2 separate regions of the Mus musculus genome follow, and region 2 is linked to region 1. A link is a loop called in an ENCODE intact Hi-C map of the cell type or tissue named here. Cell type or tissue: left cerebral cortex. All regions are shown on one strand. Links, peaks and the distances in the headings refer to the core of each region. The heading gives the core; the rest is flanking DNA.

Region 1 (10,199 bases), core at 1,052-9,051:
TTCTCTTCCTCTTTAAAATACTGGTCACATGAGTTGGTGTCACGTGGTACATCACTGTCATTTGTATTTCTTTTGTGACCCATGATGTCGAATGTCTTGCTGTGCCATTTGTGGCCATTGCTATTTCTTCTGTGGAGAAATGGCTACCTGATTCCTTTATGCAAGTTCTTTAAGCTTCTTCAGATATAGTTGGCTAAGTTCCCCCCATGCAATCATGGCTCTGGTACTCAGGACTCTCCCATCAGAGGGGAAGTCCCTGGAGAGGGCCTGGGAGGCAAGAAAGTCCAGGGAGTGTGTTTGGGTTTTGCTCTGGGCTTTTGTGGGCTCACGTTTCCTGAATAGCATGAACTTCCTTGGCAGTGGGGGTTGGCTCAGAGACCAACTTCATCCCTAGAAATTGGGAAAGTCCCACAGCATTCTCCCACTGGGAGGACAGGAGTGGCCGGATCTACCATCCTTGACCCCAGTGCTCACCACCAGTCCCCTTTCCCTCTTTCCCCAACCATGGGCAGTGGGAAGGGACAGTGTTCCCCTGAGACCTGGCCAGCCTCCAGCCCTTGACCCAGCATTCTTTGAAGGCTGCCCATTTTCAGGCCATTGGATCAGCAAAGGGTCAAGGTACTGTTGGGTGGTAGGTCAGAAAGCCATACCGAGGCCATTGCTAATCCCACGGTCAGGCTGACCATGCTCGCTCTTCACAAGCAGCAACTTCAACTAGTGGCTTATCTTTTAAAACCTGTCCAGGAGTCTTTGTTGTCTGCATCCTGCCTCCCTCCACACATGGAAACCTACAGAGCACAGCTTGCTTGCTGTTACCCAATGAACACGTTAGGTTTGCTGGGCAGTGGTGGTGCATACCTTTAGTCCCAGCACTCAGGAAGCAGAGGCAGACAGATCTCTGTCGTTCAAGGCCAGACTGATCTACAAAGTGAGTCCCAGGACAGCCAGGGCTACTGAACAGGGTTCTAAGAAACCCTGTCTCAGAAAATAATAACAAAAACCACATAGGCGCTGCATCTCATGACCCCACTAACATCATGTGGATAGTTCAAGGTCTCTGTAGTGGAATGAATCACGTGCCAGTCAAACACAGGGCCCTGTCCCCAACAAGAACAGTTTGTCTTGGCTGCACACTGGAACCACCTGAGAAACTAAGAAGGGGCAGAAATGGTTTTACCCGAAGACCTTGATTTGATTGCTCAGGTGTGCAGGCAGGGGAGGGAGCCAAGTCTCCTGGGATTTTTAAAGAATTACCCAGGTGACAGCAATGTGTATAGACCAGGGCTTATCAAACCTGGGCTTACACCCAGATCCCATTCTCCAGCCGAGCTTTTGACTCACTAGAGCCACAGAAGGCCCTGGATTGGCACTTCTACCCAGAGGTGCCAGGATGTCTCTAGAACAGAGTCCTGTACTTCTGGGAAGAGCGCTGAGGCAGAACTCAGCTCTGATGTAAGTACTGACTGGAGGGAGAGGGGGCAATGCCTAGGCAAGAAAGGACAGCCTCCACAAGGTGAGGACGTGTCTGATATTGGAACTGTGAGGCCAGAAATTGAGCCCCAGTCTCCTGCTCTGTTCAATGGGAACATTCTTTATAGGGGCAGGAGTGGGGCCAGCCAAGCCATCACCCTCTCTACTGGGAATAATACTGCAGCCTCCCCCTACCCCTTAGGCTCCTAGCCCTCTCAACCCACCACTGTGCTTCCCACCAGCAGCCACAAAGACTGCTTCAAGGATCATTGGACCACATTGCTTCCTTGCTGAAATCGTCCCAGGAATTTCAAAGCCCATCAGCAAAAGAGATCGAATTCTGCACCCAATGATCATACCCTTCTGCAGTGGGCAGGAGGCCTCCACACTTGGGACTGTGACTGGTGCCATGATTGCAGGCAGACTGTGCTCCCTGCTCACTGCTTTTGGCTAGGAACCAAGCAGGAGGCAGATGCTAAGGCAAGCCTGGAGCTGGGAGACTATGGGATCTCTGGCCTTAAGGCCTCAGAGCTTGTGGTGGTTTGAATGGGTATGGCCCATAGACTCATGTGTTTGAATACTTGTTTCATAGGGAGTGGCACTATTAGGAGGTGTGCCTTTGTCAGAGAAACTGTGTCACTATCGGGGTAGGCTTTGAGGTCTCAAAAGCTCAAGCCTGTTCTCTTCCAGTTGCCTGAGGATCCAGCTGTAGAACTCTCAGCTCCTCCAGCACCATGTCTGCCTGCACGCTGCCATGCTTTCTACCATGATGATAATGGACTGAACCTCTGAACTGTAAGCCAGCCCCAATTAAATGTTGTCCTTTATAAGAGTTGTCAAGTTTAAAAACAAACAAACAAACAAATAAACAAACAAAAAAGAGCTGCCATGTGGTGGTGTTTGCCTTTAATCCCAGCACTTAGGAGGCAGAGGCCTGCAGATCTCTGAGTTTAAGACCAGCCTGGTCTATAAAGTGGATTCCAGGACAGTCAGAGTTACACAGAGAAACCTGTCTCAAAGCACAAAAATGATATAGATAGATACATAGATAGATAGATAGATAGATAGATAGATAGATAGAAGATAAATAATTGATAGATGATAGATAGATAGATACATAGATAGTAGATAGATAGATGATAGGTGATAATAGATAGATGATAGATAATAGATGATAGATAGATAGATAGATAGATAGATAGATAGATAGATAGATGATAGATAATAGATGATAGGTAGATAGATGAGTGATAATAGATAGATAGATGAGTGATAATAGATAGACAGACAGACATATGATAGGTAGACAGACAGACAGACAGACAGATGATAGATAGATAGGTAGACAGACAGACAGATGATAGGTAGACAGACAGACAGATGGATACAGTAGTCACTGTGTCTCTTTGCAGCACTAGAAATCCTTAGGTTTCCACAGGATTCCTACAGGGTTTTGTAGACCCCTACTAAACTTTCTCTGCCCCACAGCCAGCTTTATTTAAACCCTCGCAGTCACTAGCCAACGTCCCCTTATCTGAAGAGCATCCATAGTCCCAGCCTGTCATTCCAGGTAAGGAATAGACCAGGGTGCTGGGACACTGGGGAGCACACATCATCCCAGGCTGTCCCTTACTATTTGGTACGAGTCATTTATTGAGGCAGTGTGCCAGGAGCAGTGGATCAGGAGGGATGCTGGACAGAGAAGAGAGGACAGAGGGGACGGTTTCAGCTGCCAGTCTAGGAAAATGGCTGTATCCATGGTGCCCCAGCCTTCTGCATGGACCTAAATAGGCCAAAGCCTGATGCCCAGCTCTGCTGAATGTGTGGGCAGAGTCCCACCTCCCTCCCACACGTCTGTGTGCTGATCTCTGGGACCTGTGACTAAGCCAGCTTATATGGGAAAGGGGGCCTGGCAGATGTGCATAAAGGAAGGCTCCCAGATGGGGTGATGATCCTGGATTATGGAGGCTTGCCCAAGGTCAGATGAAGGTTGTCTGTTAGGGAGGGGAGGGGCAGAAATGGGGATACGATGGCTGAGCCCAGGCAGAAGCTGGCCCCCAGAAGCCTGAGAAGACCAGAGAGTACATTCTCCCTAGATTCTACAGATTGACTGCTGTCTGCATACATCCGGACTACTGTTCAGAGAACCCTACCCCAGACTTCTGACATGCACAGGGGCCACACCTACCAGATCTTTAGTCATGTGATCATAGGAACTGAACACACCATGGACTGCTTCTTCAGGAACCTTCAGCCTCTCCCACCGCCCTCCCTCACCTCCGGACACCCTGGGAATGAGTTATGAGCTAGGTCCTCAGAGTTTTCCTACCCTGCCTTCTCTCTGCCTCAGTTTAAAAAGGGGTTCCCAGTGGCAAGGTGCCTGGGATCAGGCTCAACTGTATTACTTATTATTATTTTTAAAATCAGGACCTTAGTTCCACAGTTATAAGTAATTTATCACTTCTTAGGGACTGTCTTAGTTAGGGCTTTACTGCTGTGAACAGACACCATGACCAAGGCAACTCTTATAAGGACAACATTTAACTGGGGCTGGCTTACAGGTTCAGAGGTTCAGGTTCAGAGGTTCAGTCCATTATCATCAAGGCAGGATCATGGCAGCATCCAGGCAGGCATGGTGCAGGACAAATTGAGAGTTCTACATCTTCATCTGAAGGCTGCTAGCAGAATACTGGCTTCCAGGCAGCTAGGACTAGGGTATTAAAGTCCACTCCCACAGTGACACACCTACTCCAAGAAGGCCACACCTCCAAATAGTGCCACTCCCTGGGCCAAACATATACAAACCATCACAGGGACCCTCTCATCAGTGTTGCTACAAGGGTAATTTAATTTAAATTTAAATTTTAATTTTAATTTCTAACTTGAGATTAGACAGTCCTTTCAAACCATAGTATACTCTTCATTTAAAACTGACCAGTCAGGTGTGGTGCTACATGGTTTTGTTACAAGGACTCAAAAGACTGAGACAGAAGGATGGTATGTTTGAAGCTGGCCTGGACTACAGAATGAGACTCTGTCAGAAACACAAGAAAAACAATCCTAGTTACTGTTCTATTGCTGTGAAGAGACACCATGGTCAAGGCAACATATAAAGGAAACATTTCCTTGGGAGCTTGCTTACAGCTTCAGAGTGTTAGCCCATGCCCATCGTGGAGGGGAGTGTGGTGGCAAGCAGCTAGTCATGGCTCTGAAGTCGTAGCTAAGAAGTCACATCTTCATCTACAGGCAGCAAGAGCAAAAATGGGCACTGTGAGGGTTTGTGAAACCTCAAAGCCCACTCCCACTGTCATAGCTCCTCTAACAAGGCAACGCCTCCTAATCCTTCCTAAGCAGTTCAGCTGGGGACCAAACACTCAAATAGACGAGCCTATGAAGGCCATCCTCACTCAAACCACCACACCACCTCAAGCCAAAAAAGTAATTTGTATCATCCAAGCTAGACAGGACTTAGTGATCCTCTGCATTGTGTATATTTAAACTTGAAGTCCCTGCCCATGCTCCTTCAGGGAGCTCAAGGCGGGACAGCATCCCCAGACAATGGAAGCTGGCCTTTGGTCCTCTCCATATTAGTCATTGACTATGGACTGACTACCCAGGTGCCCCAGTGACCAAGCAAGTCCTGAGTATGAGCCCTGGGCAGCAGAACACACAGATCTTAAAAAAGGATGCTTGATGTCTCTGGAAAAGAGGGATTTGGGTGTGTGTGGGTGTGTGTGTTATTCGCCACAGAAGGCTACAGCATTCATCTGGACAAGGGATGGACCCCACAGGGAATAAGCCAAATATGGTCCTCCAGCAAATGGCTTTAGGAGCAACAGCTAGATACCAGCAAAGGCACCCGCCTGCTCATGTTGGAGTTTGTAGTTTTCTAGAGACCAGGAAAAGGCTGTCATTTCCATCAGGAAAAAATACAAGGGCTTTCCACATCGAAGTTCCATGGTAGCCAGAGGGGGCCTGCTAGGCCGGGTTCCTGGAACTCAGAGCTGAGAGAGGTGGCTGAGTCCCAGCCTGGGCATCAGGCCAGACTGAGCAGATCTCTAAACCCAAGCATAACCCTGCCGACGCAACACAGAGGAGGCCCCACCCCCACCATCTTCTTCCCACCCTTTTCCAACAACATTTTCATTCCTCCTATTTTCTCTCCTGGCATTTCTCTTTCCCTCCTCTCAACTCAAGAATGCCAAGAGCCCATAAGCCCTTGGGGCATTGCTCAGCTCCAAAGATCTCAGGCACAAAGAAGAAGAGCCTCATTGTGGCCTGAAGGAAAGGCTGGAGCCAGGGAAAGAGATTTATATCCAAGGTGGCAAGCTTTCCTTGTACAGGATCTGGCAGTGAATATTCAGCCTCTTCAGGCCAAAGAGAAGGGTCTCCGCCCCAACCACGATCCTCCTCTGCCACTGCAGCTCAAAACTAGCATTTCATGCAGCATGGAAATGTAATCTGACCATTCTAATAAAACTTTATTGACATGAACAAGCAGAGGTGCCCCAGTGACCAAGCAAGTTCAGATTTGACTGATGGGTATAGTTTATAGCCCTGCAGTTTGCACATTCACAAAAGACAATTTAGGGCTAAAGGATGACACTCAGATTTCAATTCTCCTGCCAGCTCATGTTGCTCCCCTAGTGACTTCCTGGATAATTGTGTTAAGAATTCTGGGGAAGGTGGCATCACTGTGTAATTGACCATGGAGAAGACAGGGGCAGCATCAGGACCTCAAGTCAACCACTTGATTAATCCTCACAATTCTAAGCAAACACCTGGATCCCAGAGAGGGTAATTGATTTGCCCATGGCCACACAGCTGCATCAGGAATATCTCTGCAGCGGGTGGAAAGCTTCAGTTGTCTTTTTGCCAGATCAATACACATCTGAGCTCAACAACCATTTGTCCTGGTCCATCCTGCAACAAGGTTTCCGCTCTGCCCACTTGAGAGCAAAAAAGTCAAAGCCCTCTCCAGTCCTTTGATTTTCAAGAACTGATGTTTGGAAGCATTCATGCCTGTGAAAAGATATCTCTCTCCCCCTTTGACATCTGAAAAATGAAGAGGCTGGCTTGCATGAGAGGCTGTTGGCTGTTTGTTGGGGGTTGGCAAAGTGGCCCCACTATAGCCAGGCTTCCATTTATAACAGGAAATGCTTCTCTATCATGAGTTCCACAGGCAAAAGTTGATCTGAAGAACATTCCGGTGCATCGGGCTCTGGTTTACCTCACCCTGTGTCTATTTCTGAAGAGTCTTAAAGGTTTTAACTATCCGGAGAACTGCCCAGCTCTTTCATTCGGGCAAGTGAGTTAAGCAACTTAGCAAGAACTTCTCAGCAGGGTTCAGGTGGGAGTTTCATAGAATCCACAGTCCTGGAAACAAAATCTTTTCTGTTAACAAATCAGTCAGTCCAGTCCGTGTAGCCAGAACCTGTAAGGTATGAAAGCCCCGAAGCCTTTGGGGCTGCTGCGTGCCCCACTGGTAAGGGTTGAGCCAAACGCACAGGTAGCAATTAACGGGTGACTGCAGAAAGTCACGAGGCCTAGGCCAGCTCTGGGATCTTTTATAACATCAGAAGCCAGGCCAGGCGTTACCCACAGCTGCCTCTTGAACTCTTGCATCTATCTCTCTGTCTGAGAGTAGTCGCTGTGTCCCCCTTCACACTCATCCAAGTCAGATGGGCCACAAATGACTCCTGGGATAGCCTCCAAACAGCCCAGGTGGGCCTTGAACTCTTCCCGATGCTTCGGCGCTGACGACAGGTGTGCGCTACCACACCTGGTTTGGAATCATACAATTTGGTGTCACTTCTCAGAAGGTCTGGGGGAGGGGCACGGGAGTCCCGTTTCCTGATTTCCTAACATGCCCCCTTTATCAGTGCTCCTTCCCCGTTTCACGGATTCAGCCCCATGCCCTGGGTGTGTCTCTCAAAGAGCCAGTGCCCAGACGTTGTCTCCGAAATAGTCTCAACCGGCTACATGTTTGTCCCTTTCCTCACAGAGGGGTCAGAGGGTTAAACATGCTGGTTGCTTTGGGGGCCGAACTTCTAGCTGTCCAATTTGGATCTGTGGGTCTGAGACGGTAGTGGCAGCGGCAGTCACTCCACATGCATCCGTGTCCACCTTCTGTTGACTGCTCTGGATGTTCCTCCACCCATGACTCCCTTCTAGCCACTATCTTTCTCCTGACTGACCCACTGCTACAGGCATTGACCCAGGGCAACCAATCAGAATCTTCTATCTTCTTGATCACTATGATTGACTCAGGGAAGCCCAATCTGGGACCTTGTGAAGTTGCTAGAGGATCGCGGAAAGGCTACCCAGAAAACGTGGAAACAACCAGAAGCGTGGCTGCCATTTTGCATGGCATGGGAATAGAGTGGAATAAAGGTAAATAGAAGCAAGGTAGGATGAGGTTTGTGTGTGTGTGCACATGAGAAGGAGAAAACAGAGAGAGAGAGAAGTGGAAAGAAACCAAGAGCAAAGGGGAGGAACGCAGAGCAGAGAGGGTGCGTGCCCCACCAGAGCCGCTGGAGCCAGCTTTGCGTGAGCGTTATTGCTGGAGTCTTATCACTGGAGTCAACGAATTCCCTGTGTGCTTGAATTGGATTTCTCACACTTGCCTTCTCCCTTGTCAAAGGGATCTTGACAAGGAGGCAATTTGCAGTTGTGCCCAGCCCCGAAGCTACTTATCCTGGTGATGCCAAGACGTCCTGTATAACCCTTTCCCCCACCCAGCTCCTACAAAAGACACCAAAGGAAAACAGCGTCCCTATGCTTCCAGTACTACACAGTGTTGCACCGCAACAAGCAGAAGTAAAAATAGCTGTGACTATTAATAAATTGGCCAAAAGACTTTATTAGTGACCTTTGAGCCATTCCAGAATAGCAGAGGATCTGAGAAACCAACAATTAATGTCAGATGGTGTCTTAATGTGGAATCAGATGACAAAAGGAGACCCAAAGTACATGGTCATTAGCCAAAGGGATAAGAACTGAATTCCTTAACACGTGGAAATTGGCGCACCCTGCACTGGTGGTACCTAGCCTGTTACCGTTTCAGCTGTCTATTAACAAGCATTTACTTAGAATCTCATCTCAACTTCCCTTGAAGCAAACATTGAGACGGCGGGTGTGTCGGAGTCTACTAAGCTGCTTGGGCTGACTTTCCCAACTCTTCATTCCATAGCTCTGTTTCCAGCAGAATTCACTTAACAACACGTAACAGGACACCGCAGTAACAGTGGCTTGGAGAATTACAGACACAGTTATTTCATGCACTAGGAATGTGGCTCAGTTTAGTGTAGCTGCCAGTGACACTAAGAACCATGGTTACCCCCCTCCTGCTCCCTCCTATCAACCCCACAGCACCAGCTTCTGTGTGTTGGTTTACCATCTTCTTGCTTATCACTCAGAGTCACAAAAGAGATGCTCATCTCCAGATATCACAGCACATGCAAGATCAGGGGTAGAGGTTCTTGGAGCTCACTCCTCTCCATCCGTTCTGCCATTTCACTGACTTCCTGCCAAGTTCCAGCTGCCTCTTCCTAGGGCTTTCTCATCACACCACAGAAGACTGTCTGCAAATTTAGGATTGGGAATACTAAAGTATCTGTTTCTCCCAAGAGGAATCCCCAGCCAACGACTGCAAAGGTGTTGGTATAATGGATAATCTTGACTGTCCATCTGATTGGATATGCCTTTGGAGGTGAGTTTGTGGTTCTAAGAAGGATTAACTGAGTGGCAGCACCTTCTCACAGCAATCCAGAAATTAAGAGGTCCTAAGGCAGGGCCAGGGCCAGGGGAAGTGGGGGGGGGGGGGGGATGACAGTATTGCTAGCCAGCCTTTGCTTCTTGATAGTGAATGCATCTACTCTGCTGCTGCTGCTGCCAACCTCAGAAAACATCAGACTCCAGCTTCTTCAGGCTCTCAACAGTGACTCTCCAGAAACCATTCAGTGTTCAGCATCACTGGAACTGCTGGGGCATCTAACCTCATGAACTGTCCAGCTACTGGGTTCTCAGCCTCTCCAGCGTGAAGTCAGCCATTGTAACTACCTACCCACTATCACATAAGCGAATTGAATTGGTAATGTCTACTCACCCGGTCAGTTCTATCCCTCTAGTGAATCCTGACTAACACTGATGCCCTGGCTTTGTCGGGGATGACTGTAAGGAGGGTGATTTACACCTTTTCCAAGGATATTTCTGTCTTATGAAGCTCATGTCACCCACAGCAGCAGCTGAACCTCTGTCTGCTACTAACCCCGCTTCCCTGCTTCTCTCCTACAAGTATCTCTGGGGTTGTGTCCCAGACTACCTGCCTTGCACTCTGTGTGTCAAGCAGTCAGGGGAGTCAGACAATGAGCTTCTGGTGGGCAGAGAGGCTTCTGAAAGTTGGAGCCCCCAAAATGAACATGATGTATAAGTGTTACTAAGAGGGAACTTGCAGAGCACCAGGTTCTGGTCAAGAACTGGAAATCAGTGGCTAACTATGAGGTGGATGTCATGCCTGAAGGAGCTACCAGAGACAACAAACCATATGGAAGCAAGTGTGGGGATGGCAGAGTGAGGAGCCTCTGTAAGATGAGCTGGGAAGATCACAGTGCAACTTTCTGCAGGTTTATGCAACAACAACTTATAGCAAGGGCAGGAGACAGAAATAAACAAGGCACTGACCTTGTTTCAAAGAGGTTTAGAGGAAGGAAGGAAGGAAGGAAGGAAGG
Region 2 (10,199 bases), core at 1,077-9,076, 66 kb before region 1:
GACCTCCACGTGTGTGCTGTGGTGCACTCACTCAGGCACTCAAACAAACACGCACAGGTACACACAAGCAGGCACACATATCATGTGTGTGCACGAATATACACTCCAAGACAAATGAAGAAAGAACAAATGAAGTCAGCCAAATCTGACTCTGCAGGATGTAGAACATCTTCACCATTTTTCAGAATTGACTCATATTTTGACTTTATAATTACCAGTGCTGATATTTCCTCTTCACATAAATATGTAATACAAATGGCAGAAGCATGCTTAGGACCATCTCAGAAACTGTTAGAAACTCTGTCCTCATCCCAAGCTAACATTCATTGAACAATTTTTTTATGTGTATGAAAAAAAACTAGGCAATTCAAATATCAATTCTTAAAGTATTCCCACACAGAGTTGTATTTTATGGGATGGTAATCTCCCCCACCCCTGCCAAAAAAAAAAAAAACAAACCCCTATAGACTACCTACCAAAACCCCAGTGCTAACAGGAGTTATTGACCAGGGTGGCACAATAACCCTCTCCAAACAGTACAGATGATTGCCGTTGCCCTCGGTTGCCTTCCTTAACTTGAAAGTAAAAGCCTATTACTGAAGACATTGAACACTTTGGATGCAGGTCTTGGAGAAATCCAGTTGGGGCTACCTGCAGACTGGCTCTCATAGTATCAGAAGGTGTTGTGAAAACTGCCAAGAGAAAAAAGCTGTAAATCCTGGGAACCACTACAGTTACCAGCCTGGCAAGGTAGCCCCTGTGGTGCAATAGTGGCATTTTTTATCTTGGGGTAACCAACAATTGTCTAATTAGACTTAAGGCTCTCTCAGTCGAGGAGACTTCATCAGCCAATTATCCATACCTGGAGAGGCCATAGGCTGAGAGGAGAACCTACTGCCGCTGCCCTTTTCCTAAAGCAATATAATTTCTAGCTGTATTCTAAATACTTATCCTTCTACCCAGATAAGTGTGGCTATCACCTCTCATCAAAGAAACGTCTTTTTGTAATAGGTGGAGCCTAGGACAGAGATTCACAACTGCATCTAGAGCCCAACCCCTACCCTGAGAATCAGGGGAAATTGAAGACAGGTAGAAAGAAAGATTGTAAGAGCTAGAGGACCAGGACATTTGCTGTGAGATAGTGTCTTCTATATATGACAGGGAATGATATACATGACATCACAACCATATGCTCACCTAAACAAGGCCTGAGCAATGACATCAGTTGACATGCTGGTATGGACAGGGACAACCTCACACAGGCCCACCTCTAGATGAAGAGCTACTTCCAAACAATCAATGGCTGATAAGAGAAGGAGAATACGTCTTCTTTAGGGACAAATCCCCTGATAGGTTACTATCAGACAGACAGACAGACAGACAGACAGACAGACAGACAGATAGATAGATAGATAGATAGATATGAGATAGATCTTGAGGTAACCATATATATGTGGAAATTATGTAAATATAGTACTCATGTGTAAAATTTGTAATAATAAAAATTTTTAAATTTAAAAATAAAAATTTAAAAATTAAAAAAGTTCTCTTACAGAACAACCCAAAGATGAACTAATGTGATACTTAAATGTTGAGCAAGGAAGAGCAAACTACTAAGCCTTTGTTTTCCATAGTTAAACTATAAGAAAAGTTTTTCTGCCTCAGTAGGAAGACTGGAACTCACAGCTCACAGGAGTCCTGAGCCTCACCCGAGGTGTTTCAGGCAGTCCTTGTTGGTGTCACATGTGTTGGTATGTGCACTACACCATGTGTGCTGTGTATTGTGAGGAACCACGTGATACAGCACAAGTCACACTGGCAGAAACACCTTGGGTTCATTGTGTGTCTGATTTTGGGTCGTTGCCACATTTTTCGTAACCACTACATCAAGTTATGTGATCTCAGTCCAAAGCTGCAGTTCCTGATGCTGGCTGTCAATCACTGTACTGCTGGGCTACAGCCTTCTCTCATCTGCTCTCCACATGACTGTTACTAGATCTGCTCTCAATCTTTTGCATATAATGGGGCCCCAAAGGAAGGGAACGTTTTCAGGAAGGACAGATATGACTCGGGACCAGTCACAGCTAGAGTAAAGGTACCGTAGGCTAGGCAGGACTTTACAGAAGCTGAAAGATTGCAGGCATGGGTCGCTTAAGGCTAGGGATGTGTGCTGAGACACACACTGGGTCCATGGCTGTGTGAACATCAGAGAGCATACTTAGACATGCCTAAAAGGTCTGGGTCAGTCACATGGCATGGCCGCCTGCTGCCATCAAGAGACAAGGTGCTGGGCTATGTAAAGCTGTCAGGTCAGGTGTGAACCTTTGAATTACTGCAACAAAATGTCCCAGGCAACTAAGTCAGTAGAATAAGGGGTTTTAGAAAGCACACAGATTTGGTGACTAAAAGTCCAAAAATCACAGGGCACTCGGTCTGGTGTGATGCCACCGTGCAAGACACATGGTGGCAGGGACAGAGAGGATTGTCACGAGATAATCGGGTCAAGACAGCACTTTTTATAGCAAGACTCCCTGAGAACTACCAAGGAGTCTTGTGAGAACTAGTGACCCACTAGACCACATCCTGAGAAGGGAGCTGTCAATCACTTACGGTCCCTGGGGGACATTCAAAACGCACCCAAGCTTTAGTCTGTGGCACACTTTTTCACACTAAACTTTTGTAAGCAAAAATAATGATAAAAGTACAATATCATAAATATATAGGCTAGTAACATAAGATTGATTATCATTATCAAGTCCTATACATAATTGATAATTGTACATATTGAACTTTGGAGGCAGGGGTGTATGTTTGTATGTGTGGATCTGTGCATATGTGTGTACTTCTGCATGAGCGTGGAGGTCAGAGGTTGATGTCAAGAGTCTTGATTGCTCTTTATCTGTTTAAAAATGTTCGTGTGTGTGTGTGTGTGTGTGTGTGTGTGTGTACGTGAGGCGGTATGCATGCAGAGGTCAGAGGACAGCTCTTGGGGTTGGTTCTCTCATTCTGTCTTTATGTGGGTTCTTCTGGGACTCAAATCCAGGTCACCAAGCTTGTTCGGGAAGGACCTTTCCCCGCCGAGCCATCTTTCTGGCTCTCCACTTTAATTTTTCAGCAGAAGATGATTAATCCTCACTGTCAACTTGATGAGATTTATAATCACCAGGGAAACAAACCTCTGGGTGTTTCTGCGATTAGGTTATCTGAGCTAGGAAGACCCATCCTAAACGTTGGTAATGGGCCTCCCATGCGCTGGTGTCTTAGACCAAGTAAAGTGCACTAAGCAGGGGTATCCACCCTCTCTGTTTCCTGACTGCTGATACGATGCGACAGCTGTCTCAAGCTCCTGTCACCATGAAAAACTTCACTCTTGAACCGTGAGCCCAAAACTAGCCCCTCTTTTCTGAGTTGTTTCTTTTCAAATATTTTTATCACATCAACAAGGCATCTAATACACAGGGTCTCTCATTGAACCTGAAGCTCTCTCCTTGGCTGTAATGAGTGGCTAGTGAGTCCCAGCGAACCTCTTGTGATAGCCTTCCCAGGGCAGGCATCATAGGTATGTGTCACCACCCTGACCTTTTTACGTGGTTACTGGGGACGCAGACCCATGGGGACATGGCATGCACTTTAGCAACTGAGCTGTCTCCCTGCTCCAATGCTAAACAGTCATCAATATGCTGGTCTATGCTGCAAACATTGCACCGAGTTATGGGATGACTCTAGGTCATAGGGAGTGTCAACTCCATTGTAATCCCAGGCCCTTGTCATCCATAATGTCCACTGATGACTAAAATGACCTAGTACATAATTGTACAATCTGATTCTGAATGTGTGGAGGGAGATTTATGGCCATGGATGAGACTGGGCATAGGCAGGCTTTGAGAGCCATTAATTATTCCTGGGAACTTTTGCAGGTGCCTTGGCTACACACTACCTTGGTGTAGATCTGTAGGACTTATTCACCATTGGAGAAGTGGGTAGAAGTTTTGAGGCATTCCGACATTTTTAATATTAGGAAGGCAATATAATCTGGTGCCTGTTCTGTGTCTCCCAGACATTCCCAGTGGCGTCTGGCCCAGCACCCTGTAAACAAACCCATTAATATTCTCTTGATGAAATGTATAAATACTCACACCAAATGGGATAATAGGAACTATAAATAGCCTCATGTCCATTCAGGCCAGGGTTGGCTCCTAAGCAGGTGCTCCTTGCCAAAAAAATAAAATAAAATAAAAAGAAGAAAATAGATCACTCTGGTTTTTAGAGCAGTTTGGATTGGAAACTGGTAGAACAGAGCCTGTTTGAGCTTCGTGCCATCTGAAGACTGTAAATGAACAGAGGCCCAGCGTGGCAAGGATCCAGCAAGCAGAGCTCCAATACGCCTAGCATTCTGGTTTGATGAAGCACAGATGATTGGCTCATGCTTAGTGAACTGGCTATGGGCAGAGCTTGGGCCAAACTCAGGGCTCCTCCCTCCAGCCCAGCCACTCCAGCGGGACTTAGCGGTCATCTTCAGAAACAAAGTCTGAAGTTTCCGGCCTTTACTTGTATCCACTTTTCAGAGCCTCAAGGTTGGGAGCCCTTCCTTACCCTTGGTGATGTTAGTTTCACTGGGTCCTACGATGGGCCTGTGGAGAAGCCTTAGCTGGAGGCCCTGTCCAACAAGTTCATCGATTACGTTGTTAAGTGTGGATGATGCTCACTGAACCCCTGGGGCTGGTTGAATTTACTTGGTCATCGCTGGCAGACCCAGCGTCAAGACAAAGATCTACTGTAGAAGGAATATTTGGAAGCCATCAGAGGACTAGCAGAGGAATAAGAGATCTCGCTTTCCACTGTGGAAAGAAAACTTAGGGTAAGGACAGCAAATGCCACCTCGGTATTTGAAAGGTGAACATCACAGGTCATAGATAGTGACTTTCTCTGTTTCCAAGGTCTAGGCCATGGAACCAATGCCCCACCCCAGGTCTCTGTTGAATGAATTGAGTGAGCTAGTAAGTGAACTTTGGAGGTCTATTATGTAGAGTCCTTTGCTGAATAACTAATGTCATCCCCAAAAGTGGGCAATACTTTGATTTTTTTTTCCCTAAGATAATTGAGAATTCCAAGGGTGGATGCCTTCAGGCATGGCTGAAACCAGCATGCCAGTGAGCACTTGGGAATCTGTCCCTTCTTCCTCCCAAGACTGCTGTCCTTGTCACGTGGGGTCTTTACTGCTGGCTTCACGATACTGCAGTGAGAAGTGTGTGCCTTGGACATAGTCCTTGAGCTGACTATACAAAATGCAGTCATCTGGGAGCTCTGGGAAGCCACGAGGATGGTGCTTCCTTCTGTTGTGTGAAGGCAGCCTTGCCATGCCTCCCGAGACTCTGAGCACCTCATATTCAGACCCCAGCATCCAGAAAATAGTGTATAGCCTGTCCTCATTAGCCTCGACTGCCAACATGACACAGCCTAGGATCAACTGAAAGGAGTTGAGTAAGTGGCTTTATTTGGTTGGTCTGAGGACAGTGTCTGTAATGGAATAGTCTGGCTTTACTAAAAGGTTCCCACCCACTGTGGGAGGAGCAGTTTTCCTAGGAAGGGTGTGGTCTTGGGCTGCCTAAGAAAGCTAGCCAGAAACAAGCAGAAAGCAGCATCCTTTATCCTGTCCAGACCTCTTTCAAGGATGTCCTGGAACCCGGAGCTGGCAACCAAAGGAACACTTTCCTCCCCAAGTGACTCTAAGTCGGAGTGATTTCTCTCAGCAATAAAATGAAGTGAAAACATCACCCCTCCTTTCATCCTTTCTCCATGAGAGCCTGACTATGGGAAGGAAGAAGCCATAGCTTGAAGAGTGGAGATAAGGGTCTAGAGCCCCAGGAAGCAGTGACTGGCTGCCAGCTTTCCCTCAGACTCCAGTGGAGGGGGCGCGGGAGAGCCCCCAAGCTCCAGGTCAACTGCATCAGGGGTCACTCCTGCGGCTCCCATTCCCACATTTCCTTCTTGAAGGCTATAGGCCCTGCACTGTTCTGTGGTAGAGACTGGATATAATGTCTCTAATGTGCTTGCCTTAGGAGAGTTCACATTCTTCACAACTTCGAGCTCTCTCTCTCTCTCTCTCTCTCTCTCTCTCTCTCTCTCTCTGTGTGTGTGTGTGTGTGTGTGTGTGTGTGTGTGTGTGTCCGTCCCTCCCTCCTCTTTTTTCTGGACAGTAAACTTAGGGCCTCCCATATGCTCGTTCAGCAAGGATTCTATCACTTAGCTAGGTTCTCAGTCCTACTTTGCTTGTTATTTCACGACAATAGCCTTATTGAGTTATTCAGTGGGCCTTGAGTTTGTGATCCTCCTACCTCAGCCTTCAGAGTAGCTGAGATGGACAGCCCTGAGCTATCAGGCCCTGAATCTTTGAGACCTTATTATATACTAACACTGCATTCAATAAAGAGTAGAGCTGGTCATGATGAAGCATGCTTGTGGCCCCAGCACTCAGAGACTAAGGTAGGAGGATGGAGAGTTTGATGACAGCCCAAGGTGGGTTACTTAGCTACCTAGCAAGGTGGGTCCTGTCTCAAGAAAAAGAAGAGGGCAGGGGTTCGGGGAGGGGGGGGAAGAAGGAACAAGAAAGGGGGGGGGGGAAAGGAGGAAGGAAGGAGGGAGGGAGGGAGGGAAGGAAGGAATGGTGAACGTGGATAGGAGCAGTGAGCATGCACACTCTGAATAAATGAATTTAAAATATTAAATTAATAAAAAGAAGTATGGAAAATGAAGTCATTGAGCAAAGGAATTAACCAGAACAGCAGGGTGAGGATGCTGATCCGGGCTCCCTGTGTTATCCAGTCATCAGATTTATTGCTAGTGGCCCATACAGAGCACTTTTGAACTCTATTATTATTATTATTTTATTTTTTAATTTTTAACATATGTAAGTTGTGAACTCTTTTTATCATAAAGGTATAATGCACCTATTTAGAAAGGTACACTCTTTTTCCTGGTACTAAATTCCATAAGAAATATACTGTGCACAGTATTTTTGCACTATTCTCTCAGTTTCATGCATACTTGCAAAGTACTTTGATCATACCCTCCCCATTAACTGTTCTTATTCCCCCACTCTATTCCCTCCCACCAATGTCCCCCAAAATTCCCTGTCATTTCTTCTTCCTTCCCCACATTGCACTTTATTAGCATTGCTTGCATGAGCACGGGTGAGAGAACTGTTTGCTTCAGTAAGGACAACAACCACTACTGAGGACTATGACGCCCCTTCCCCAGCAACCATGAACTTGTCTGTGGCTCCTCAGGGAGGGGAGGGATCTTACACCCTTCCCTCTCATCAGAGTGGGATGGGTCTTACAAGGTCAAATGGGAAGTTCAAGTTTTACTATCTCAGTCCCCTGGTCTGGGCAATACCATAGGGGCCAACAACAATCATGAAAATAAGATAATCTCTCACTCTTTGGAGAGTAAATCCTCATAAGGATGATTTTTATCCATTTGGATATATAGACATTTAGGGACACAGACTAGATGGCTTTACATACCTTGCTTGGTTTCATAACTTAATTACATGCACTTAAAATCATAGGCTATATAAAGTTCGTTGAAATACTGCACTTTTCCAATTCACATTTCAAGAAAACAGTTGTACTCTAACGAGTGTCCGTTCTGCGTCACCTCTTACAGTTCTCAGAGAACACAAACTTCACTTTCAGCTACTGGTGGTTCCTGGGAAAGGTTCCATTTTGAGTCCCTCTTAGCATTGGCTCCAACCTTTTGACCTTGTGATACATGCTGTCATTTACAAAGTTCATGCTCAAAAACCACACAATCAAGTCCCTCAGTCCCCATCAAGACCAAAAAACCAAACCAAACCAAAACAAAACCAAAACCAAAACAAACCAAACCAAAACAAAACAAAATCAAAACCAAAAAACACAAAACAACCAAAAAAGCCCATACTGCCTTACACAAGTTTGTGGTTTGGTCCTGGGCCACAACGAGAACTGTCCTCAGTACATGTGGCCCTATGGGCCAGGGTAGACACACCTACTATCATGTCCCACCTGGAGCTTGTACCCCAAACCCCAGATAGGCATTTGCGTGACATTTTTGAAGTTCCTCCATCTCACCCCATTTTTCTAGGGGTGTGCTTTTGTGATGGTTTCTAGTTTAAGAACTATTATGTAGCCTTTGAGAATGGCCTTTAAATGGCTTGGAACTTTCAGGGGGAGGCAGTTCTTTTGGTGATTGTAATTAAATCCCAGTGACTCCTTTATTCTCTATTTGGGCAGGAGACTTGCTGAGTATCTAAAGCTAGACTTGACTGAGGTCATTCCTTGCCAGTGGGTCCTCTGCAAGCAATCCTTTGTGGTTTCAAAGCCAGCCACTGAGGGAGCATCCTGTAATAGGAGGGTCTTCCTTGGCAAGGTTATACTGAGACATTTGCAGCTGCTCTGATGGTATCTGGTGGCTAAGTACTCAATCTTAGGTCCAACTGGAACTGTCCCAGGGACTACGGGCATGTCCCCAGAATGGATACTCCATTGGGAGACAGAAAGTCAGGCTACTCAACAGGTGCATAGTCTCTAGCACATGGATTCAGTTCTTCAGCCTTTGTTTCCCAATAGGTGGGATGATGTAGGATAAGTCAGAGACAGATTTGGGGAGTACAGGAGGCCAGGGGGATGTTCCCTGGTACCAGTGATCTCACCTCATCCCCAAGATTGTGGAGTAATTCTGCTTTGATTACACTACATAAATACATCCTAGATAAATTTTCCTTTAAAATGTTTTTGAATTTCAAAAGAAAGGAAGAAAGAGAGAGAAAGAGAAAGAGGAGAGGGGGAAGGGGAGAGGGGGAGGGGGAGAGGGGGAGGGGAGAGGAGAGAGGAGAGAGGAGAGAGGAGAGAGGAGAGAGGAGAGAGGAGAGAGGAGAGAGGAGAGAGGAGAGAGGAGAGAGGAGAGAGGAGAGAGGAGAGAGGAGAGGGGAGGGGAGGGGAGGGGAGGGGAGGGGAGGGGAGAGAGGAAAGGAAAGGAAAAGGAAAGGAAAAGGAAAGGAAAAGGAAAGGAAAAGGAAAGGAAAGGAAAAGGAAAGGAAAAGGAAAGGAAAAGGAAAGGAAAAGGAAAGGAAAAGGAAAGGAAAAGGAAAGGAAAAGGAAAGGAAAAGGAAAGGAAAAGGAAAGGAAAAGGAAAGGAAAAGGAAAGGAAAAGGAAAGGAAAAGGAAAGGAAAAGGAAAGGAAAAGGAAAGGAAAAGGAAAGGAAAGGGAAAGGAAAGGGAAAAAGGAAAGGAAAGGAAAGGGGGAAAGGAAAGGAAAAGGAAAGGAAAAGGAAAGGAAAAAGGAAAGGATCAGAAGGAAAGGAAAGGAAAGGATCAGGTGGTCCCTAAGGCCTGCCTGCTCTGGAGTTCTCTGAGTTCAGAGCCACAGGGAGTGGAAGACTGATTGTCTTCATACTGGTGGCTAATGAGGATCTGATGTGCCCGGTAGCTGAGATGACACTGCGGCAGAGCTGGGCTGAGTGTGCCATATGGCAACACAGACATGCCAGTCCCAGCACAAAATCTGACTCAGCTGGAGTCCATCAGTCTCAGAAGTTTCTGAGAAAAAGAAGTAGTTCTCAAATCTCAGACACACTCTAAGGGGGTGTGGTTGTTGTTGGTTGTGTTGTTGTTGTTTGGTGATGGTGGTGGTGGTGCTGTTTGGTTGGCTGGTTGAGGCAGGTGGTGCTTGGTTGGTGTTTGTGTGTATGCTGCCCTCACTATCCTGGATCTTTCTATGGAGACCAAACTCACAAACATCACCTGGCAATGTCTCCTGAGTGTTGAGACTAAAGGAACATGCCACCATGCCCAGCTCCCATTAAGACGGTTTAGAAAGATTTGGAGGCCCATCCAGATTCCAAGACAAATAAACTGAACCCTGGAGGAGGGATCACTGCCTCCTTAGTCTTTATTTAAGTGAGTGACTTGCTGAGCATCTAAAGTCTGAACTGATTGAAGTCATTCTTTGCCAGTGTGTCCTCCCCAAGCAGCCCTTTACGGTCCAGAAATCAGCCACTGAGAAAACTCCCTGTAACAGGAGGCTCTTCCCTCGTGGGGATGTCAAACAAAAGTCATCTTCACATGAGTATGATGCAGAGTTGAGTTTAATCCAAATACGAAGGAAGCTACGATGATTACTAAAGAAACTGAAATAGGGCTACCATGTCACACAGT

Evidence for each region. Peaks named below come from ENCODE experiments on the same cell type or tissue, not always from the same donor. Only the 100,000 strongest peaks of a DNase experiment are listed, where the experiment ranks them.
Region 2: it touches region 1 in a loop (2.6-fold over the local background); 2 of 42 quality-filtered maps call a loop at or near these places.

The regions. Positions count from the first base shown.
Region 1 is chr2:144,114,869-144,125,067 of GRCm38, forward strand. All of the region lies in intron 2 of Banf2os (a long non-coding RNA gene), which reads right to left. Among named protein-coding and RNA genes, the nearest start is that of Gm5535, 69 kb to the right of the region's middle. In left cerebral cortex, for the core only: no CTCF peak of the experiment used is centred there; a DNase peak (open chromatin) is centred at 5,537.
Region 2 is chr2:144,048,459-144,058,657 of GRCm38, forward strand. All of the region lies in intron 1 of Banf2 (BANF family member 2), which reads left to right. Among named protein-coding and RNA genes, the nearest start is that of Banf2, 20 kb to the left of the region's middle. In left cerebral cortex, for the core only: no CTCF peak of the experiment used is centred there; a DNase peak (open chromatin) is centred at 4,365.